3 separate regions of the Homo sapiens genome follow, and all the other regions are linked to region 3. Evidence: read pairs that join two places in POLR2A ChIA-PET (ENCODE). Cell type or tissue: OCI-LY7. All regions are shown on one strand.

Evidence for each region. Peaks named below come from ENCODE experiments on the same cell type or tissue, not always from the same donor. Only the 100,000 strongest peaks of a DNase experiment are listed, where the experiment ranks them.
Region 1: POLR2A ChIA-PET joins it to region 3 with 9 read pairs; 2 of 35 experiments call an interaction of 5 or more read pairs at or near these places.
Region 2: POLR2A ChIA-PET joins it to region 3 with 5 read pairs; 3 of 35 experiments call an interaction of 5 or more read pairs at or near these places.

Annotation. Positions count from the first base shown.
Region 1 is chr3:138,220,050-138,228,049 of GRCh38, reverse strand. It overlaps ARMC8 (armadillo repeat containing 8), which reads right to left. Exons shown (of 22, transcript NM_001363941.2): 3 at 6,053-6,124; 4 at 4,519-4,661; 5 at 4,317-4,414. Among named protein-coding and RNA genes, the nearest start is that of ARMC8, 37 kb to the right of the region's middle. In OCI-LY7, no CTCF peak of the experiment used is centred here; no DNase peak of the experiment used is centred here.
Region 2 is chr3:138,241,727-138,249,726 of GRCh38, reverse strand. It overlaps ARMC8 (armadillo repeat containing 8), which reads right to left. Exons shown (of 22, transcript NM_001363941.2): 11 at 7,744-7,944; 12 at 4,544-4,639. Among named protein-coding and RNA genes, the nearest start is that of ARMC8, 58 kb to the right of the region's middle. In OCI-LY7, no CTCF peak of the experiment used is centred here; no DNase peak of the experiment used is centred here.
Region 3 is chr3:138,293,226-138,301,225 of GRCh38, reverse strand. It overlaps ARMC8 (armadillo repeat containing 8), which reads right to left. Exons shown (of 22, transcript NM_001363941.2): 22 at 2,853-5,367. The coding sequence ends at 5,334. It overlaps NME9 (NME/NM23 family member 9), which reads left to right. Exons shown (of 11, transcript NM_001349018.2): 11 at 1-227. Among named protein-coding and RNA genes, the nearest start is that of NME9, 33 kb to the left of the region's middle. In OCI-LY7, no CTCF peak of the experiment used is centred here; DNase peaks (open chromatin) are centred at 3,115 and 4,425; H3K4me3 peaks cover 1,828 bases; H3K27ac peaks cover 2,600 bases.

The sequences.
Region 1 (8,000 bases), 73 kb after region 3:
TTACGCCACTGCACTCCAGCCTGGATGACAGACAAGAGCAAGACTCTGTCTCAAAAAACAAAAACAAAAACAAACAACAAAAGAAAGCAGAAGGAGTTAAAAGTTGAAAGGTATTTGGCTGGAACCACAGATAAAAAAGGAGACTTAGCTCAAGCTTCCCAGTCAATGACATCACAAAAGTTATGCTTCTCAAGAAGGAATGTGCATGCAAATTCCCAGGAGATGTACTTAATGTACAGACTCTGATACTGTAGGTTTGGGGTAGGATCCTGAGTCAGCTTCCAAATGAGGCTGATGCCACTGGTCCACAGACCATACTTTGAGGATCCTCACCAGAGACAACAGAGGACAAAGAAAAAAACTTAAAAGAACACCCTTGTTGGGAGGAATAAGATTTGGGATTTTCCTTGGGAAAAAAAAGAATGCCCAAGATATGTAAAAGCCAAGTAGGAAAACAGAAGGCTGCTGATTCCCTACAAGTAGAATCTCTTCCCCGTTTGTTAGTATAACCCTTTGTGTTTACACAAGTAGTTTAAAAACAAAATGGAAAACTTAGAAAACTTCAAAGAAAGTCAGATACTAAGTGTACAGAAAGAAAAGGAAAATGTCAAGTCGGGGAAGGGGAAATGGGGTTTCACTGGCAAAGGATAGTGAAGCAGGTAGCAGCTAAGATAGAAAAGGCAAATAGGTAGATTAAAAAGCCTCTATTGGGCTCCTAAAGCTATTTCCACCTCCTTCCTTTTCTCTATGTTCTCACATTCCTCACTTTCCCTCAGTTACAACAGCCCCCATCCCATTTCTTCCCATCTGCACCTTTCTGTCAATTGTGTCTATATATCTGCAGATTACAGATGATTAAGGCAAATAACAATTATTAAATATGAAATTTGCCCAAAATCACCCATCTGATAAACACAATTTCAAACTAGAAATCCTGCTGTCTTTTTACTGGACTACCTACCCCATCTCTATTCTACTGCCAGAGTTGCTCAAACAGCTTTTTAAACAGCTGGCCTCTACACACTCCAACTCATGGAAGTCAGTTAATTACACTGAAACACTGTACTAGTTCTTCCCCAATTCAACTCTTCACAAGTTCTCCACTGTCTCTGAGACATAAAATATCGGAGGCATAAAATAGCTGAGGCACAAAATTGAAATCTTTCATAATTTAGATACTCTAAATTTAACCTCCAGGGGTCTCAATTTTCTCATGTAAAACAGCTGGCATAGATCAGAATTTTCCAAATGGTGCACCAGGATCCATTAGTAGGTCATCAATCAGTTTAGAGAGTGAGGTGGAAGGAGTTTAAATAGTTGGCCAGGATCAACTTCTCCCCTTATTATGGGATTGAGGGTAGGTGAGAAACTTCCAGGGTAAAAAAGACAGGTGACTGGCTTACTCTCTTTGCAAACATTACAATATGAACTACAGGAAAATAAACTGATATTAACTAAGCCCTCTATGGGATCCTTTGAGCAGGATGTTTATAGTAAACCAGCAGTTCTCAAAGAAAGTACTTTGAGACCAGCAGCATCTGAGTTACCTGCAAATTTGTTAGAAATGCAAAACCCAAGACTCACTGGATCATAAACTGGAGGTGGGGTCTAGCAAACCCTGTTTAACAAGCCCTCCACGTAATACTAGTGCAACTTCAAGTCTGAGAACGACTACAGTAAACACTCTATAGATTTATGAGGCATGACTCCCTGAAGAATGTCACACAAAACCATGAGGTATAAAATAAAGATGTTAGGCTGGGCGCAGTGGCTCACGCCTGTAATCCCAACACTTTGGGAGGCCGAGGCGGGTGGATCACGAGGTCAGGAGTTCGAGACCAGCCTGGCCAATATGGTGAAACCTTGTCTCTACTAAAAATACAAAAAAAATTAGCCGGTCATGGTGGTGCACACCTGTAATCCCAGCTACTTGGGAGGCTAAGGCAGGAGAATTGCTTAAACCTGGGAGGTGGAGGTTGCAGTGAGTCGAGATCAAGCCACTGCACTCCAGGCTGGGCAACAGAGCAAGACTCCATCTTAAAAATAAATAAAAGAAAATAAAATGTTTCATAATTTAGGTGCTCCCTACTGTGTGAGGTGACCCATAAATCTCACCTACTGACCACCTTATGTATCATTAAGTGCCAGAGGAGTATGTGTCTGATGTAGGAAGGACAGACTAGGGAGCCATGTGACATGTCTCCTCTCCATGCTTGCTTTGCCTATTCCTCGATTACTTACAGTCTTGAAATATTTATAAAGCCTGATTCTGGATAAGATCTCTGACTCCTGTGTGTACAATTTGACAATATGATTCGTTGTGTTAGCTCAGATAATTACAACCACCATTTTTTTAAAGAATGAAAAATGATAGCATAGAAACCAGAGGGCATTACATCTGTGGAACAATGTCATGAAACTTGTCTCAGGATTCTTTCACATACACATACATACATACACATATATACACACACATACACAAACTGACATGTATAGTGAGGCAATGGAAAATATGCTTCTTGCTGTGAACTGTGAATAAGAGTGTTTAAAAATATTGGCCTAACTGTCAGTAAGAAAGCCCCATGTAAAGTGACTGTAATTTACAATAATCTATTGTATATTGAAAAATAGCTAGAAGAGGCCGGGCGCAGTGGCTCACACGCCTGTAATCCCAGCACTTTGGGAGGCCGAGGCGGGCAGATCATGAGGTCAGGAGATCCAGACCATCCTGGCCAACATGGTGAAACCCCGTCTCTACTAAAACCACAAAAATCAGCTGGGCGTGGTGGCACATGCCTGTAGGCCCAGCTGAGTAGCTCGGGAGGCTGAGGCAGGAGAATTGCTTGAACTCAGGAGGCGGAGGTTGCAGGGCCGAGATTCCTCCACTGCACTCCAGCCTCGGTGAGAGAGACACCGTCTCCAAAAAAAAAAAAAAAAAAAGCCAGAAGAAATGAATTTGGGCTGAGCACGGTGCCTCATGCCTTCCTCTCCACTTCTCTAAGTCTTATCCATTATTCAAAACCCAGATTAAATTCTAGCTTCTCTGCAAAGCCTACTCTGCTGGATTTCAACCGAAAGTCAGCTGAACTCCCTATCATTCATCTAGCGTAAAATAAACTTAAGTTCTACATATAGAGAGATAAAAATGGGTCTTTTTAAAAATAGCTTGTAAATTCCTCAAAGTCTGAGACTATCTTTCACTTTCTTACAAAGCTGAGAGCATCTGATATTTGGAAATAAGAAAGAACTCAAATACTTTTTGAGACTTTATTTATGTACTTATTTAGAGACAGTCTCTAAAAGCAGACAGTCTGCCCTGTCGCCCAGGCTGGAGTAGGGTGGTGTGATCTCAGATCACTGCAACGTCTCCTCCTGGGTTCAAGTGATTTTCATGGCTCAGCCTCCCGAGTAGCTGGTGTTGCAGGTATGTGCCACCGTGCCCGGTTAATTTCTGTAGTTTTAATAGAAATGGGAGTTTCACCGTGTTGGCCAGGCTGGTCTCGAACTCCTGGCCTCAGGTGATATATCCATCTTGAACTCCCAAACTGCTAGGATTACAGGCGTGAGCCACTGTACCCAGCGGAGACTTTTATCATTTTTTATTTTTAGTGAGAGGATCTCATTCTGTCACCTAGGCTGAGGTGCAGGGGCACCATCATAGCTTAGTATAACCTCAAACTCCTAGGCTCAAGCAATCCTTCCACTGCAGTCTCATGAGCTAGGACTATAGGCATGAGCCATTGCACCAGGCTAATTTATTTTTATTTTTTTCTTGTAGAGATGGAGTCTTGTTGTCGGGCGCAGTGGCTCACACCTGTAATCCCAGCACTTTGGGAGGCCGAGGCGGGTGGATCACAAGGTCAGGAGTTCAAGACCAGCCTGGCCAAGATGGTGAAACCCTATCTCTCCTAAAAATACAAAAAATTAGCCGGGTGTGGTGGCACGCGCCTGTAATCCAAGCTACTCCAGACGCTGAGGCAGAGAAATGCTTAAACCTGGCAGGGTGAAGGTTGCAGTGAGCCGAGATCGCGCCACTGCACTCTAGCCTGGGTGACAGAGCAAGACTCCACCTCAAAAAAAAAAAAAAAAAAAGAGATGGAGTCTTGTTATGTCACTCTGGTTGATCTTGAACTCCTGGCCTCAAGCAATCCTCCCACCTCAGCCTCCCAAAGCACTGGGATTACTGGTGTGAGCCACCATGACCAACTGAGACTTTTTTACATAACACAGTTATGATGAGTCTGAAGATGCTAAGCAAATTAGGAGTAGGCTGTTGGTGAAATGTAACTAATGTCTCAAATACATCTAAAACTCACTGTATACAGTAGCTCCTCTGGAGTGACAGGACTGGTGAAGATGGTACGCAGGCATCGGAGGCAAGCTTCAATAAACTTCAGGTCTGGGGACAGTAGTCCTATTAACAGAAATGAGATTTAGGACTAATCCTTTCAACCAGTATTTAAAGCACTGCAAACTGATTCTTAACCTTAATTGAGCAAAAATGGCTTCCCTACATACCTTGCAATAAGGCAGGGATAATATGGCAGTCCAGTAGAGACTTGACATTGTTTTCAGTACCCATAGCAAGACTTCCCAACACCACTGCACATTCAGTTTTCAGCTCTGTGCTTGAGGTTTCTTGCTGAAGCAAGTACAACAATCTAAAAAGAAGGAACTTAATAAACGAAGAGACTAAAAAATTTAAACAAGACTCAATGTGACCAAAAAAGGCTGTGCAGTCCACATACTAAAAATATGGTTGGCTGAGTTTATATGAATCCAATGGTCATTTGTTTATCTCATCTGCTAATTAAAGAAACATCTGGAAAAAAAATCTAGAAGAGGTTTTGAAAAAAAGAACTATCATATTCTTAGAGTTTATAAAAAGTGTAAATCTGAAAGTTGTCCACAGATAGTCTCTGTAGAAACAGCGTCATCAGAGTCCATGTCATCTACCACTTCCTGCTGGGTCTCCAAAATATGAAGACTCTCAAATGCCATGTGCTGCCAGATCTTAAACTCAAACTAGAAATGCTACTGCTCTGAATCCAGAGCAGTGGTGCAGTTTGTAGATATCGAGCCTATAGGGAATATTCAGAGCCCTTGTGCAGCTCCTCAAGCAAAGGTAGTTTCTTCTTTCTCCAGCTCTCTCATTTGGAAAAGGAAGAGATCCTCTCATTTCCACTCCAGCCCAGCTTGCCAAACAAATACTCCCCAAACCCTAACCTTCCTCCACTTATAACCATCTACCTTATGTTCTAAGACAGGACCCTCATGCTCCATAAAGCACTATTTATATATACCAAACATAAATCCCCTAAGAAAGGCTGCTGACAGCTTTATAGTTACTAAAGTATATGTTTGAGGTTGGTGAGTTAAAACACTTAAACCATTAATTCTGTATCAAAACCAGAAAATAAGGAGAAAAAAACAAAATAATAAATAATTCTGAATGAAAAGCTAATAGCAATTGCACAGAAAACTTAGCTCTGAGGAGCAAAAGTAAAGAGGAAGTTATGTAACTGTCATTGCCTGCCTAAAGGAAGCTTATTAGGTCATCAAAAGAAGAAATTAAACTTCCTAAACTTCTTACGTTAACTTAAAAAACAGCAAGTTGTAAAAATCAGAAGTTAAAAAATGAAACTGGATTAAAAATCAAGCAGGGTTTTTTTCCTTTAAATTCAAAAAGGTCTTAAGGCTCCTAATAAATTACCCACTCACACAAAAAACTGCCAAGGCTCTAAGGAAATGGAGAAGAAAGTATCAGGCTGTTGTACATTGCATATGTACTTTACGAACCCTTTTGTCATCAGGTCAAAGGTCTTCCTGAGTTTCCAAAATGTATTAACACATTCACTTCTTACTACATTCTCTGTTACTTTATAATTTTTTTCCTTAAAGATAGTTTAAATACTTACATTTATTTTTAAAAATAGGATTTATTTTAAGAATTAGACAGACAATACAGGAAAAATGGGTTCTATAATTGAGAGTAAGAAATACATTAGAAACTAGTATGAATGGCAAGAAAGGGGTGAGACAGCAAACATACCTTGGAACAGCTCCTAAAACAATGAGATTGGCTTTCTGCTTGTTGTTTCCAATTACAGCATTTTTCATGTCTCTGAATTAAGGGGAAGAAAAAATAAAGTATGTTGAGACAGCACTGAAGAAAAATCAAAGATCATTCTACTTCATTATGCAATATCTTAGATTTGACAAAGTAAAAGCACTAACCTTTTTTCACCTAAAGTACTAATGAAGGGATAGAGATAGGTGCAGAGTGAATGTGGGGGCTGTAAAACGGCGTATTGTAGAAAGTGAGAGATATCCTGAGTACTGGCGAAAGACTTCCAGTACAGAATTGAGTTCTTCTAGAAAGGGTACCTACCAATACTTTGGATACAAAGGAATACAGGCCACCCTCACGCTCAGCTCTAAGAGTAGGGAGTGAGTTAAACGAACAACAACAACAACAGAAAAAACAGCCCACAGAACATTAACTCCTTGTTTCAATGATCACACTTTGTTCACTTTTTTTTTTACTTCTTTATATATTATTTCTTACAATTCCATTTTATCTGCTTTATTGTCTTACTAACTGTACTCCTTTGTTATTTTCCAATGCATCTTTTAATTTATCACAGTCAGTCTTCAAGTGATATTAGCCCATTGCACATGTATTTTAAGAGCCTTGCATATGTATTTCCACTTTCCCATTCATTTTTTGGGCTGCTGTTATACAATATTTTTAAATTGCTTAGAAACAACATAATACATTGTTACTATTTTTGCTTAAGCAGCCAGTTATCTCTTAAGGCGATTTAAAAAATAACAAAGAATCTTTTACATTTCTCAGATATTCACAGTATTTTTTATTCTAGCTATACAGAGCTCTATACTTCACCAGGAGCAAAACTCTATTCCACAATAAGAGAACCTCTACCACTGATCACTTGGCTCACAAATTTGTGGTTGGTTCAAAAGGAAATGTAGAGAAAAAATAAATAGCTCAAAATAAACCCAGTACTACTAATAAAATGTTTAAAAAAACTTCCCTGGCCGGGCACGGTGACTCACACCTGTAATCCCAGCTCTTTGGGAGGCCTAGGCAGGCAGATTGCTTGAACTCAGGAGTTCAAGATCAGACTGAACAACATGGCGAAACTCCATCTCTACAAATAATACAAAAATTAGCCAGGTGTGGTGGCACGCACTTGTGGTCCCAGCTACCTGGGGGGCTAAGGTAGGAGGATCACTTCAGCTGGGGAGGTGGAGGTTGCAGTGAGCAGAGATCGCGCCACTGCACCCCAGTCAGGGTGACAGAACGAGACTCCATCTCAAAAAAAAAAAAAAGAAAAAAAAATCAACAAATAAATGTTATAGTCAGCATACATTTCTAACACCAATCATATTTACTGGCATTAAAGAACCTGGTAACGATTAACCCTTGTCTTCAATTGCCTTTTTTGATTATTGCAGAAAAATACTGCAACAACTAGTGATGTGCTAAAAGCAGATTTTCCCTACAAGTTTCTGAATGGCATTTTTACAAGTCAAGCCAAATACTGAGAATGCCTGGTCTTTCTTCCATTAGCTCAGTGCCTGAGGGTAGGGCTTTTTTTCCAGGCCTGACCTATCCCTCTGTAAAGTATCCCTCAGATCTTCTATATGGTTTACAAGAAATAAGTAGCAATTTTTTTGTTGTTGTTTATGGGACTGAACTGAATGAAGTTTACTGAGGTTGTTAGCAAGTTCTGATACATGAATATAAAACTATATGATATCAAAGGATCAATTAGCAAAGTTAAAGTTAGTAAGAGATTTCTAAGCTCCCGCATCCTCATGGATGCCTGTTTTCTTTAGAGGCTTTAGTTCCTAATCATCAGCATATGGACCTTAACCTACCAGCTTGTTGTTCACTTTCATTGTCTTCCTTTCTCTTAATGTGTTCTGCCTATACTAATGTAGAACATTCATTTATCCAGCCCCTACCTACT
Region 2 (8,000 bases), 51 kb after region 3:
CAATATTATACAATGCAGGTAGTTCAATCAGTCTATGCAGAATTGAGTAACTGATCTTAAAAATCAGACACTAATTGGAAAAATACTTTATATCAGTATATATAACCTTGCAAATAGGTTGATTCCTGAAAGGTTAATTTCTATAAACCAAATCATACTTTTATCCTTAGAAAACCTGGTCCAGATTCACACGTGTGAATGATACAAACTTTAAAAAAATCATACATCTAGAAAGATAAAAACTCTATATTTTCTAATTAAGAAATAATGGTCAAAATTATTTTGAAATGAAGCAAGTACAATACCATAAAACATGTTTTCTTTGATTGATAGCCAAGCAAGCAGAAGACAAGCCCTCAGGATTGCCTGCCTCTTGAAAAAATGGGAATTTCCTGCATTTTTCTCTATGCTAAGTATAACAGTGAAACCCCTGACTATATGACCAGAGGTATATTTTCTCCATTTCAAATTTCCTGTCTTTACACACAGACAGAATTGCTAGTGAGGTTAGGAAAGTTCCTAATGCAGACAAGAGCATATAAGATAATGGGTGCTTAATAATGCAATATTGCTCATTCATCCATTTGTCTGTGTGTTCATTTTTTCATTCATTCATTCATTCATCAATTATTTATTAAGTGTCAACTATGCACAGACAGTGTTGTAGATGCTGGGAATACATTAATGAACAAAACACAAATAAATCCCTGCCCTCATGGAGCTTACATTCTAGTTCCTCGAAAGAAATCTCCAGCTAAAATATACGTATTCAAATTGAAGCAGAAAACTTTCCCCAAGGCTCCATTAGTCAGGTGCCCCAGGGGAATGAAGGTTACAATACGTACTTAACATTTGCAATGTGTTTACTTTTATCAAAAATAAAACCAACATCCTGGTTAGTATACCAATTTCCTTGAATTTTAATTTACACTTTACTTCTAATTTCCCTTAATTTTCACTAACATTTCTAACAAGTTCTACTAGTTACTTGAAGAGTAAGAGAGGATAATCCTTTTTCAACTTCCAACTTAACTGGTGATCGACAGGTCCTAATCAAGTGATGGTCTTCATAACAGCAATTATTTGTCATAGAAGAATCTATCTCAAAATTACAGGATTGTTTGCCACTGCTGCCTCTTCTGACTTAATCACTGACTGGGGATGCCAGTACTTGAAATAGTTTGTTGATCTATTTTGCTTCGTATCTTAACTTCTTCCATTTTTAATATCCCATTAACTGGACTTCTGCTTCCTAATCAGCATTAATATATGGTAAAGGCTATCATTAGAAACTAGATTTTCCTTTTGGCAGAGATGAGAGCTAATTTTTACTTGGCATTGCTGTCATTGCAGTTACTGCTAATGTGTTCTGGACCCTTCTTCCACTGAGCTCTCAATTCCTGCCTATGCTCTTACTCTCTCTAACCAAAATCCATTCAGAGTCAGGATCAATTATTACAGGTAGCTTGAATTCTTCTAAGTTTAACACGGCCAGGCCACAACTGTTGCCAGGCTCAGTGATCCTCCATCTTTTCTGGGGCTTCTTCTCCCTCTTCATGTCACAGTCAATGGTAGTATTTTTCACTCTCACCTGCACAACTCTTTCCACCAGCACCATCCTCCTTCACTCTAGCTGACAGGACACCACAATAAATTAAGAAATTTTCAAGTATGCCATAGAGTAATAAAGGATGCAACACTCGGAATTAGAATACCAATTTTGCTCCATGCAGGATAAAGGTCCAAACAAATTAAAGAAAAAGTCACTCTGTGTACGATTTCTGCATTTTCATTTCTATATTTATTCAACAAATATTTATTGAGTGCTTATTAAGTTCCAGGGAATGTTATACAGTTGGTTTATTTTAGTGGGAATACACCAACACTGCTTCAAAGCAGGGGTGGTAAATCTCTGATCTACAAGTCACATTCCATCTTCAGCTTAATATTCTCTGGCCCAAAGAGAAGGTATCAAGAAATGAAAACACAGCAGACCTTTAGAAGTCTTTAGAAGCAGTAAAAGAGACACAATTATATGAAGAGAGGCCAGCGTCCTTCTCCTTTACTACTGTGTATACCTCTCATTGTCTCTACTTTGCTTATTTTCTCTTCTTCATTCTGCCTCCTTTCCTTAACTGGCCATAATAGGGCACTAGAATACATGTTATTTACCGAATGTATTGAATTATGTTCTCATTTTTAATTTAAATGGCAGACCAACTGAACATTTCATGTTTTTCTCCTGAAACAAACAAACTTTTTGTTGGTTTTTGAGGGGGAGAAGTAGGGATTGAGGGAAGTAGATCTACAGTCCTTTAAATTTCTTTCAGAGACTCTCCACTCATTAACTCAGTTTCTCTACTTATTGACTCAGTTAACTGAAATTCCATCTTGGCAAGCATAAACATTGCATTTTAAAAAAATCAAACAATAAACATTGTACTTTAAGGATCTACACAAAAAATACAGTCAAGTTCATAAGACATAAGTGTAAACAAGAAATAAATATTTCATGGAGAAAGTAAATAAAAATCTACCCAAATAATTATTTCAACAACAAAAAAGGAAAAGAAATGCACTCAAAAGAAAAGTGCTACTATTTATCATTTTTTATACACTGAAAATAAAATTTTTCCACGCCTATGGCCAGTCTTCAAGTAGATTTTATCACAAAATTACTTTATAGTTTCCATTTTACAATTTATCTCTTCAGTAGTTACTATGAACTGTAAATTATTCAAACACTTAATTTCCCAGAAATTAAATATCTTCCTTAAAATGCTATATAAGCCCCATTACATAATATCACAGTATCTTTGCTTTACCACACAAAAAACTATAATTAATAATTATAACTTTTTCTTTATTTGTCATCTTTCTACAGAAACGATCAGGAGTTAGCCTTACCAGGAAATTATACACATTATGAATACAAGTTTTAATAGACTACTGATTAGACTGTCATGTTGCAGGTATTTCTAGAACATGATATCACAAATTAAGCCATTAATTCCAAAACAGTTTATTAACAAAAAAGTACAAAGAAGTACAAATGGACATCCTATTTCCCATTGTGGTCCATCTGTCTATCTACCTTTCAGTCCATGAGATGGTTTTTTAGAGCTTTAAGAATGGGTAAAATACTTCTCCTGTTTCTAATGGGCCCTAATAACCATCCTAAACCAAATAATTGTGTATTTAAGTTACACAGTCCAATTTTTTAAAAATGTTCAAATCTATTGTTATAAAAGCCTCTCCCCTTGCAATACACCAACGTACCCAAACTGAACATTGGCGTCAACATCCATAAATCATATATATATCACTAGTATGTTTGCTTTGAAATAACAGTTTATAAGTGAAAACTTAGATGTACCAAAAATGATTTTCATAGGGATACACTAAAAACACTTCAAGTCAAAGTATCTTGTTAACTGAAATAAAGTGAGGTACATGGAAACATTCAATTTATTAGTTGTGCTTTTTGCATTGATTTTAAATCAAAGCTACTCACACATCAAATCTTATTGCTATTACTTCAGTTTCTTCAAGAAATGGTTCCTTTTCAAGTTATTTCAACAAATGTAAGGTTGTTCCATACTCCTCTTTCTACAGGCCTGAAGAACTTCTCTGAATCATGGTAAACTCTAATACTTTGTGATTTCTCTCACAGTGCTCCTTAAAATACTAATGCAGATGGAGAGATTTAGTAAATCATCATGTTCAGTAAATAATGACTAATTTGCTCTTTCTGCTATGGCTCCTCAAGACAGAACATGTGGTTTTGCTCTCTGATGGTCTTGAAAGCCTTGTGTAGAATTTATTAGGTTATACATGTTTTTGAGTGGTAAGTTCCAGCTTTTTGGTTTGTGGAAGGAGCCAAGTCAGAGCTTACTTACCACTATACTCCTCATCTAGAAGTATTCTCATCAAGAACATGAGTTCAGTGTTAGACTAGGCTTTAGTAACATAAGGGTGCTATACCAGTGCATACATTTTCTGGGGAGCTGGAAAATTCAGATGACCACTCACTAAACATAAAATCATCATTCCACAAAGATTTTATTCACATTAAACTTGCACAGTAGCAAAAAAAATCAAAACATAAAACTAAGCCACATATCAAAGAACAATATACAATAGAGATTTGAATTTCTCAATAGCATTGGAAGGTATTTCCATAAATAACATTTACAATTCTAATGTTAGGACTTTCAAGGTGTCTGAAGCTTCACAGTGCTAGAATTGATTTTTATCAGAACACATGCAAAAATGTGCAACATAATAATTCATATTAATGACACAAAAAAAAAGCACGCCAGTTATTTGTCATTCCAGCACGGCCATGCCACTCTATGTTCTAAAAACAAACAAACAACCCCCCAAATCCGGGTCCCATTCATTCTTCAATTATGCCTTTAGTCACTCTGCTTTATTATATTCAAACAGTCACTGTTAGTGCTCTTCACCACGACTTTCAGGTTGACGTCACTCCCTGCCTGCTGGCTGTCAGGACTGGGGGACGCCCCTCTCCCAGACTCACCTTCTTCCGGATGTCTTCATCATTTGCTCCAAGAGAGGCATAGAGCTTGAATGCAGCCTGGCGGAGTTCGTGAGCATGTTTTAAATCATGATCAAGCTATGGGGAAAAAAAGGATATGTTCCAACTCAGTCCATAAATTCAACTTTCAATAACATTAACTGAGTTGAAGAAAAAAAAAGTTTACAACTTTTAGATTTTAGTGAATTTCCCAGTCATTAACTACATTTCCCAGTTATTTTTGGATTCTGTTCACATAGCACTGAGACTTTGCAGTGTTCGTATCAATGTGACCTAAAATGCACACAATATGCTTCCATTTAAAAGTGAACACTATATTTGACACTGATATATGAAAAACCATTGTGAATCTCTGACTCCGAAAAATTCAGTGTTCCTAAATGGTAGCTTTACTGGCACTAATGCTTGCTTGCAGCAGCTCTTTGAAATGTTCTCCTTCAAAAGAAGGCACACCTGGACTTCTCTAGCCCCAGACTACAGCTGATAACCTGAATGAAATCGCAACAATGTCTTTAGGAGGGTTCCCTTAATTTTCTGAAACATTAAGAGTAGTGCTGGCCTAATTTTGGCATTTAAAAAGCTTTTAGAGGCCGGGCGCGGTGGCTCACGCCTGTAATCCCAGCACTTTGGGAGGCCGAGGCAGATGGATCATGAGGTCAGGAGATCTAGACCATCCTGGCTAACACGATAAAACCCTGTCTCTACTAAAAATACAAAAAAATGAGCTGGGCGTGGTGGCAGGCGCCTGTAGTCCCAGCTACTTGGGAGGCTGAGGCGGGAGAATGGTGTGAACCCAGGAGGCAGAGGTTGTAGTGAGCCGAGATCGCGCCACTGCACTCTAGCCTGGGCAACAGAGCGAGACTACATCTCAAAAATAAATAAATAAATAAAAATAAATAAAATAAAAAGCTTTTAGAAACAGAGAACCCATTGTGAAAATGCTTAACAAACCGTATACTATGGTAACCATTATTATCTATTACAGTTATCTGAGATTTATGTTGGGTATGGGTTTTTTCAAGAACATTATCAAAATTATCAGCATGAAGCAATTAATGGTATCTTTAAACATGCATAACTAATTATCAACTCTTCTATAAACTTGATCACCAAACTACTGTAAAGATAAAACAGAAGCATATTTTCAGGATACTTTCAATGACTGACTATGACCAAGTAACTATACAAAGTCTACCAATAATATAAATAACCTCGTAACTAAAAGCCTTAATGTAATCATCCAAATGAATACCACTTTTCCCAAAGAAGTTACTTTGGAAAGGTTCACTCATCCAATGATGTAGGTGTTGTTCATAACATTCTGAGACCCTCTTTTGAAACTTCCTAAAGAGCTAACTGGTATTATTAGCTAGAAAACACTGACAGTGGTATAGCTTGATCAATGATGAGACTTTTAGTTGTCACTGACTGTGTGTGAAGATGGAGAAATTCAGTTGGGTAATATAACGTAGGTAACAAAAAATTCCACAGAAAGCAAAAGACAATATATATATTTTACATATATATATAATTTGGGGTGGCTCTGAAGGCAATTCTTAATAGTTCCAAAACTTCTGTTCAAAGCAGACACTGATGGATTATAGGAAGAACTTCCCAATACAGAATACTCACTTTGATAAGTTCTAAAAGTATCTACTCTTAAAGTCTTAACTACATTCTAGTCATAAATTAAGATATAATACTGACTTGAACTAACATATCATGAAAATCACAAATTTATTAACATGTGAAGATTTCTCTTTACGGGTCTAGTGTCTATACTTTTCGGGTCAGAAACCTTTGGATAATCCATCATCAAAAATAAAGATGACAAAACAAACTATTACTCAAGTTTGGTATTACGATGTCATTTTTAAGGATTATTGTTGTTACAGTTTTACTCTGATGGAAATGAAATGGAAAAACTAACAGAAGGGATAATCTACGTACTAGTTAAATGATTTGCATATGCATAGGCTACATGTTCTTAAAATTGTTTCCTTACTCTCATGGCCATCAAAACATTTTATTTGCCTTCCTGGGGTGGTCAACTCAGGGCGTTCATGAGGCAGTAGCTAAGGGTTGCTCATGTATCTTTGTATTGGTAAGATACAGTGTCAGTGTGAAAAAATGACCAGAAGGAAAACAGACAAGGCAACTGGTTAAATGTATGTAACCCATCACTTCTACTGGAAAAACACCACTACTGAAAGAAGAGCAGACACATAAGTTTAATACCCAGAGAGTAGAGTACATTACTAATACAAATACCAGTGAAGGTTATTTTAGGCCCTTCTTAAGACAGAGTAAAGATATACCCTTAATAGTTTGCTTTATTTTCAAAGTTAAAAGCCAAATGAACAACTGCCTACCAAATGAGGTTTTTTGAAACTCAAAAGCATGAGGGAGAGGTCAAAAGGAGAATAGTTACCATTGGAACCACTGGCATGAAAAATACAGTTACATTCATGAAACAGTACTGGCTACTAATTAAGAGGCAATGTTCTCTCTACCATGACCTCCTTGAATAAACTTTCTCTTACAGAATGTTCATCTCCTATGCTTAAAGAAATGGATAGGGCAAACAGGCTGAGATGCAACAAGTCAAAATAAATACCGATCTATTCTAAGGAACTTAGGTTTTCAGAAAAAGCACAATTTGGCCTTTTTGGTCCCAAATTCAAGATTAAATGATGCTTTAGCTGTCACTAGCAGGCCCAAAGCACAGTATGAAACTGGGAAAAAGAGAAGATAGGGAAAGGTAACAAAATAGACTGTGGTGGAAAGTAACATGGGACAACTTAGTCTCCTGTAACAAAAAGATTACTCCTGACCTAAAGAATGAGAATGTAACAACAGAGATGATTCCATGACCAAGAATAAGATTATACGGTTATGTCAATACCCAGCTTGGAGAATCCACTACTTTTGAGGTTTAGTTGGGGAGTTAGGATGCAATTTTCTTTATTGCTTATCTGCTCAGTAAAAACTTTCTGACAATAAACATTAAACAACTTGGATTCAAAAATTCACAAAGCAATATTATCTATGTTACCAAAGATAAAAGAACCTTTATTTAAAAGGGCTTTAAGCTGTAGTTATCAATTGGTTCAAAACTGTGAACAGTAAGAAAAACTTTAGAAAAATCTCCCTTGAGCTGCTAAAAAAGGAAAATAACATACCCTTTTAATATCAGTGATGGCACTCACTGAGCTGGGATACTTGAAATAATCAGCAAGCATGGCAATGAGGTGATCAGTTATGCTAGCGATTCTCTGTAGCTCAACATCTGGTTCAATCAGATAGGCAAGTGTCTCAGCTCCTTCAACTCTCTCCTCTAGTAATCTCTCCTTACTGCACATTCGAACCAAACAAGGTAATGTCTGAAAGGTAGTGAGATTAATTATTTGCTTTTTGGTAAAGGTAAAAGCTTAAGCAT
Region 3 (8,000 bases):
CTTAATAATAATAATAAAAAAAAAAGTAAAGAAAGAGAATAGTATATACTTTTCTGCCTTATTAAACAGTATGTAGAACGCAGTTTTTTTTCTCTGTCTTTGGGATTTTACAAAATAATTGAACATCAGTTATTACATCCTGTTGTGAGATATAAGTGTCATCTCAGAGGATACTGGGTTATATGAGATGGTGTTTCCCCAACAATAAATCTACCTTATGAATTAAACAATTTTAGAACTTAATTTGGTAACCATGAGCTTGAAAACAGTGCAGCAAGATTGACTATGACACTTCCAGGCACACTGATGCCGAGGCAGATATAAATAGGCTCCAAATGCTTCCTCACACTGCCTGCCCAAGTCACACCAACAGTCATTTAATGCTGCCAGATTTCCCCATCTGCAGTTCTCCATTACCAGGGCATGTTCATAAAGCAATGCTCAGACATTAAATTTGGAACCAGGGTTCATCTAATTTTCTTGACGCATCCCTCCCCCATTTCTCTGGCTTCTGATTCTGGCTGACACTTAAATTTAAAAGCTGAGAGCTCCTAGTGGGGCCAGGTTGCCTTCAGCTCCCACTGAATTGCCTGGCTTAGCCATCCCTCTGCAGTTCTTCCCTGGAGGGACACAGGATTTCAGTAAAAAGTAGCTATTATGACCACTTGGGAATTATTAGCACACAATGCCACCCCCTCTAACGACTTTATTTGTAAATTTGCCAAGTGCCGGCATACTTTTTCCTATCTGAGGAGAAGGCCATTTTCTACACCACGAAGCAAATGCCAGCGTCTTCCTCCTTGCTGGTTTTGTCCATGACTTGAGGTTCTTTAAATGGGCAGTTAGCTCCCAGAGGACATTTTCGTGGGTGCATCACACTTCGTCAGCCTACCACAACACACTCTGTGCTCAGGGGACACACGGATAAGTCAGTCCCCACAGTTGGGAACCAAGGCCAGTGACCTTCAGTAGGCCCTACTGTTTAAGGCCACTGTCCTTCCCAGGACCTCGTGCCACCCCTGGATGGAAACACACATGTCCACAGTGCTCATCGGAACCTGTACAGGATCTCAATGTGCCCAACAGAGCCCTCACTGACAGGACCTGTCAGGAAGCTGGATGCACTATTCCAGATCCCCAGACTCACAGCCCACCATGGGGCTGTGCTCTTCCCTTTGGGAGTGGGCTCAAGAGTGGGGCCCATATGGTCTGTGCCCACTTCACGAGTGGCAAACGACTTGGAGAAGCCCTATGCCTGGGCTTCCACACCACAGGTGTGTGTGGCTCTGAATGAGCTACTTGGAGGGGGTGCACCCAGCTGACAGCCATCTGATCTCCCCAGAATCTGGGAAGCCAAGGATCTTCCAACATTGGTGAGATGAGAGATGGAGCCACCAGGACCTCCCAAAGCAGGGGAGAGAGGGGAAAATGAGGTTGGGGAACTGAGCCTGTCGGCGGGGAGTGTTCTTGTGTCAGTGATGGATGAAGTAGCTGGGCAGGGCAGTGGTAAAGCAAAGTGGGGCACTAGGTGATGGGGCAGGAGTGGGAGGAATGGTGACATGCCCCTTCCTCCCATTACTGGTGACTCAGGGATGCTGTGGGTTCAGCATTGCAGGGCATCTCTAAGAGTCCACAAGTTTCATGGCATAAGGAACAGGGGAATGGGGTGTAAGGGGGTTCCCGAGAGTGGCTCAAATATCAGCCCACTCCCAGAGGATGGAACTCACTGGCGGAGACCCTAGGCCTGGTTTCACACAACAGAAGCAAATATGGAAGTAAAGGATGGGTGCTGTTTTTGGCTTTAAGATCCCTCGGCTCCTGGGTGTGAGTGCCTGACGAGGAGGGCAGGCTGGGCTCCATGAAGTCAAGGAGGGTGGTTTTAAGGACTGGCTCTGGACCTCCACTCAGCCTGAGGGCAGATTGCTTGCCAAAGCCAGGAGCCAGGGGCTGCAGAGATAGAGAAAAGGTGGCTTAGTAGTCCACTCAGTGGCCCTTGGGGGGTTCCCTCAGCCTTCCCTAAAGCCAGATCCTGGACCTTCTCTCATGCTGGAAATAAACATGTGCCTCTCTGCCCAGTAAACAGGCAAGGGGCAGGATGGGGACAGCACCAGTTCCTACCCCAGGTGGCAAGAAATTGGAACCGTTCTGTCAGCCCTCCATCAAGATCTGGGGTGGGAGTCCCCCTTCCCTCCTTAGACCTCACTTCCAAGTTTTCCTGTGGTAGTTATGGGAAACAGGGGCCTGCTTGGCCCTGCTCCTACTCTCTTCGCCTTACCTTGGGTCCTCTCAGAGGTTCCCACCATGATTATTCCCTCTCTTGCTAGCCACCTCATCATCCTCCCGCCACTCTGGCGCAGGTGTCCTTGGCTTTGTTTCCAGTGAGGCCTTGAGATAGGAGATGTGCCTACAATTCAGAGATGGGAAAAGGTGGCAGTGCGTAGTAGACGAAGAGCACCTGTGTGTCCTTGCAGAGGGATAGCAAGCTCTTGCATACTGTGGTAGTGGAGATGCAAGCTGGTGGTAGTGGAGATGGGGCATACCTAAGGAGAAGAGGATGGAGGGGGTGGACATGATATTGGGGATGGGATATCTTGTGGCTGGGAGTGGCCACCTGTGAAGGGTCTGCTGGCCTTCAGAAGGAGGCCAAAAAGAGAGGGGTCCCCAGACTGCTGCAGATGCCTCTGGGAACCACACTTACCTTAAGGCACTGGGTCCCACTCTGAAATGCAAAGCCACTTCCCAGCCCTTCATTTACCAAGAATCACAGGTTCCAAAAGCGTGTACACATTATCTTCTGATGTTTCCTAATGTTCTAGACATTTGGAAAACAGACTCCTTTTTAGAAGTTGCCATGATTTTTCTTGGCTTTTATTAGCATGTGTTAAAATCATATTATCCAAACACTACCAGAAGAACATGTATTGTTCTGAATAAAGTGCTTAAAGAAAAAAAAATGCAACTTATTAAATTGGACATTCTTTTCTAGTTCATAAATTTTGGATTACAATCAGGGCACAAAAGGAGAAACAGAATGCAGTATTAGAGCGAGAAGCTTAGTTAAGAACTTGGGTGTAGACACAATACCATGTCCACTCTTCCCACTTCCTTGCTGACTGAACACTGCACCTGCATAAAGCAGCAAACAGCTTTGTTTCAATAAATACATTTCCCTTCATTCAAATCAGAAAAGTTAATTATAGTAAAGCATTTTTAATTTGACCATCTGTTTATACCCACAGGCAAAATTTATCCACAGAGTTTAAGTGTGAAAGTGTTATTTCATTGGGCCTTCAGCTTTCTAATGCTATTTGGGTTCAAGATTGTCTCAGCAATTCATTATTGGTTTCTTTATATTTACCTAGTACTATTTAATACCAACACTATAGTGTTTTGTGTTAAAAATGCCAACCAAGGATATTTTCACAGTTCTAGAAACGAGTGGGCCTGAGGCTTTCTTCCCAATAAACTAAGTTTTCTTTTAACTGGGTTTCTCACATTAGCACTCTGATATCTGCACAAAACCAAGTCCTGTTGTGACAGATTTTAAAATCGGTGATGTTCTGAAAAAATAGTAACTTGGAAGTCTCTGTGTTTGAATCTTGGGTGGTCATGTTGAGAGCAGGAAAAATTGCATTAAATACATTTTTAAAACATTCATTTGCAACCAAACATTTAAATCTTCCAAGGAACGTGCAGGGTGGTGATAGGGCAGCTGCAGTGTGAGCAACCCCATCAGGAGTGGCTGGTGGGTGGGCTTGGAGCTCCATCAGTGGCACACACTCACCGCAAGCTTCTGGACCGCAGACCTTGCATCCTGGTTGCGAAGCCTTTGACCTTCTTTTAGCAAAGAGAAAAGGTAGGCTGCTTCTACCTTCAAACAGTCAAGAGCAACTTCTGTTGAGTTCACCTTGCTGCTGACCCAGAAGTTGGAGCAGGGGCCAAGCTAAGGGGTGCAGAAAGGCTAACAGTACTTGCTGTAAAAAGAAGTCATCTTCAGTCATCCTGGGGAGATTCCCTTGCCCCTCTCTCAACTTGAGTGCTTTTAGCTTCATGCAGGAAAGATTTTAGTTGCATCTTTTATTAAATTTCAATCTCGTTTTACAAAAGCATACCAACTAGCAGTCCTGAGCAACTAGTATGAAATTTGCTGAATACAGCTAACAGAAAGCTTTCTAAACTATCCTGTTCTTTGTTTCTTTCTACAGGGGTGTCTGTAGAATATTCTTTAGTTTCACAGTGATATATGCTGTTTCAGGAAGCACAAGGTATTCTGTTTCTGGGAAGTGATGACCTACTTTTAGTTTGAGCACAAGTTTCCATGACTGGTTCTAAATCTGGCCAGATATTGCTAATACCAATGACAGGAGTTAGGGCAATTGGGAGGCTCTTGGTCCCCAGTTCCTGTCAAGGGTAAGCCCATCTGGGTCATGGCTGGGCTTTCACTATCAGTAGTTATATTTCCCTTTGATGCTTCAAAAAGCCTATGGTGAATCTGTTGCCTCACTTTACTTCTCCATTTGACTTGGAAGCCTGAGAACTTACTGAATTAGGATGAAAAAAGGCTCTGTACCTGCTAATATTGACGGCAGTAAGATGCTAGCTTACTATTTTGCACAGCACCATGTATAGTGCCTGTTAATCAGGCCAACTATAGCCAACTTTTTCTTTTTTTTTCTTTTTTTTTATATAAAGAAAATCTATGTAAGTTGAGGTTCAGAAATGCATATATTTTTTACTTACAAATATTCATCTGACCAAAATTCAACATAACCTTTATGGAACACTTAACAATTGTTTTGTTTTTAAAATAACATTTCATTCAAACTGTATATAATTCAGTAAAGTTTTTTATACAGCAAGCAATGCTTAAACCCTGGAAAATCTGTAGAAAAGAGATTTTCACACAAAATAAGAAAAGAAAAATCTGAGGTATCCCTCACACACACACATCCATTCATTCTGGCCCATGTACGTGCACATACACACGCATGCCTGTGTGTTCACACAGACATATTCATTCTCACTCACAAAGTGGCTGCAGCATAGGCAAAAATTGTAGGTCCAAAGGAAAATGATTGATTGTTCTAATAAAGAGTCCGAGTAGCTCAGAAAAAAAAACCAAAACAAAACACAAGAGTCTTCTGAGGAAATTACTACCTCAAAAAAATGTTCTCAAGATGAATTTGAGATCTAAGCCTACTAAACTGCTTTTGCAAAACAGCTCCCTGCAGTCCAAGGTGACTTGTGCAAATAGAAGGAATCAAATGAGGCTGGTTCCTGTACTTCCTTAAACAAGGAGGTGGGATGCTCGCAGGTGCCCAGGGGCACTCCCATCATGCCAGGTACTGCTGCAGTGCCATCTTTGCCCTGAAATCACAAAATTCCTGTTAGCCATCATCTCAGAATTGTAATTGGGGTAAAAAACCCTATGGTTCAATGATGATAGCTGGGGAAGTCTAAAAAAGTAAATCTCCAGAGGGAATTGGGGTGAGCCCAGGTGGGCACCTACCTTAAGGGGAAGAGATCTGCAGTGGGTAGACACCTGAAATCTACTCTGGCTATATTCTTCTTCCTGTGGATCTCTCAGAGGGCTGTTCCTGCACTTAAACCTGCTGCAGCTCAGTGACATTCCACAGTCCCTGGTATGTGCTGACATTCTATGTTTTCTTTTGTCACTGGCATATAGTTGTGATAGGTCTTACATTCTTTACTTTTTCTTACTGCCATGTAGGTTTTATGCAGTGAGGCACAACACTAGGGAGAACACTTAGGGTTCTGGGAAGCAAATAAGAAAACTGACCGAGGAAATGGTGTTGAGGTGATTAGAAGGTGCATGGAAGGGGCCAAGAGCCCATGGGATGAGGCTGTCTTATGCTTCACATGCCTCAGAACCGTGGAAGAAGGCTACAATTTCATCTTGTTCTTCTCATCACACCTGATGACACCATAACTGATCAATGTGAGATGTGTGTTGTTACGGTGATGGGGGAAGAAGGTGGCCAGGTGGAAAGGAAAAGATAGAATGTAGGCCGGGTGCTGTGGCTCACACCTGTAATTCCAGCACTTTGGGAGGCTGAGGAGGGCAGATCACCTGAGGTCAGGAATTCAAGACCAGCCTGGCCAACACGGTGAAACCCTGTTTCTACCAAAAATACAAAAATTAGCCGAGTGTGGCAGCGGGCACCTGTAATCCCAACCACTTCGGAGGCTGAGCCAGGAGAATGGCCTGAACCTGGTGGGTGGAGGTTGCAGTGAGCTGAGATGGTGCCATTGCACTCCAGCCTGTGCGACAAGAGTGAAACTCCATCTCAAAAAAAAAAAAAGAACAAAAAACAAACAAAAAAACCCAAAAAACAAACCAAAAAATAATGTGAACAGTGACTTAATCTATCCTGATCCTTGTAAAAGTGGCCTCCTTTGAGGTGGGCCCAAGGAGGCCTCCTTTACTATTCCTATCACAAACATGGTAAAGTTTCTAAAGAGGCTGTAATCGTGGGAGTTAGGAAGTCAGGTTTCAGCAATGGTCTCTTCTAAGCTATGGAAAGAAAGTCTACAATGTTCAGGTACAATAGCTGATCAAACTAATACCAAGTAGACTATGCATACAATAAGCTGGATTCAAGTGCAGTTTCTGCAGTAATGGACACAACAGTTTTTTAAGTGGTATACTAAGGTGTATTCTTGCAATTATATAAGACTCTAAAGATGATATTGTGAATAGTCCAATCCATCAGAACAGAAAGCTCTAGAAAGATTATCTCCAAGTTATGAGCAAGTAGGGTTCTACAAGGACATTTTCAGAAACAAGTTTATGAATGATGCCACAGACCATCCACCTGACTCCCCAAATACTTAAAGAGGCTGAGAAGAACAGTTCTGATGGAGGCGGGAGCTCTGGGACCCTGCAACCCTGAAGCCCTCCAAGCCTGGGTGGAGAGGGCTGGTTAGCAATAGCTTCTCATCTGTAAGCATCTGAAAGTCAAAGGATCAAAGTCTTAACGACAAAAGGAACCTGAGAGATATATTCTTCAGGTGATAGACCTTACTGTACTTAACTGAGGGTCTTGATTGAAATTCTGTATTGCTCTTTAAATCTGCCAAATTCAAACTCCTTCTGGATCTTATTCAGAGGTTGGCTAGGTTTGATTATTTTGGGTCTCAGAGACTGTACCTTTATTGTCTTTCTACTGTCATTATCTAAGGAGTCTTTTTAGAAGAATGGTTTTGGAGGCAAGATCACCCTTTCTTAGATGGACTCAGGTTGGGTAGCTCAGACCTTGATTCTATTATTTTACGGTTTACGTTTAAGAAGAGCTAAAAACTTATGTGAAAACAGCACCAGAGTGGTCTAAGCAAGCAGGCTAAACCTATCCCACTTGATGCTGGTAAGGCCTATCCTACCATCCTATGTCATCCTTGAGATGATTTTAAGTAAAATTTGTTTTTACTTCTGAATAAATATGAGATAAAACCCCCAGTGAACAACCTGGCTCTCAGGTAGAAAAGATGGGCTGACAGAGCCCACTGTTTATGCCAGCAGCTGTGGAGGTGGAGGTTCCAGTCCTCAAGGTACAAGCTCAGATCCAGCCTTCAGCATGTGGATGGACTTGACTTTGATGGTACACTCATCTGACCAGCAGCCTTGGGCTGCAGTTTTTTAGTTCTTCTTCCTCTTTTCTTTTTTTTTTTGAGACAGTCTTGCTCTGTTGCCTAGGCTGGAGTGCACTGGTGCAATCTCGGCTCACCACGATCTCTGCCTCCTGGGTTCAAGTGATCCTCCTGCCTCAGCCTCCCCAGTAGCTAGGACTACAGGCACGTACTACCATGCCCTGCTAATTTTTGGAGTTTAGTAGAGACGGGGTTTCACTATGTTGGCCAGGCTGGTCTCGAACTCCTGACCTCATAATCCGCTTACCTCGGCCTCCCAAAGTGCTGGGATTACAGGCGTGAGCCACCGCGCCCAGCCTAGTTATTCTTCTTTAGCCTACAGGATGGTAAGC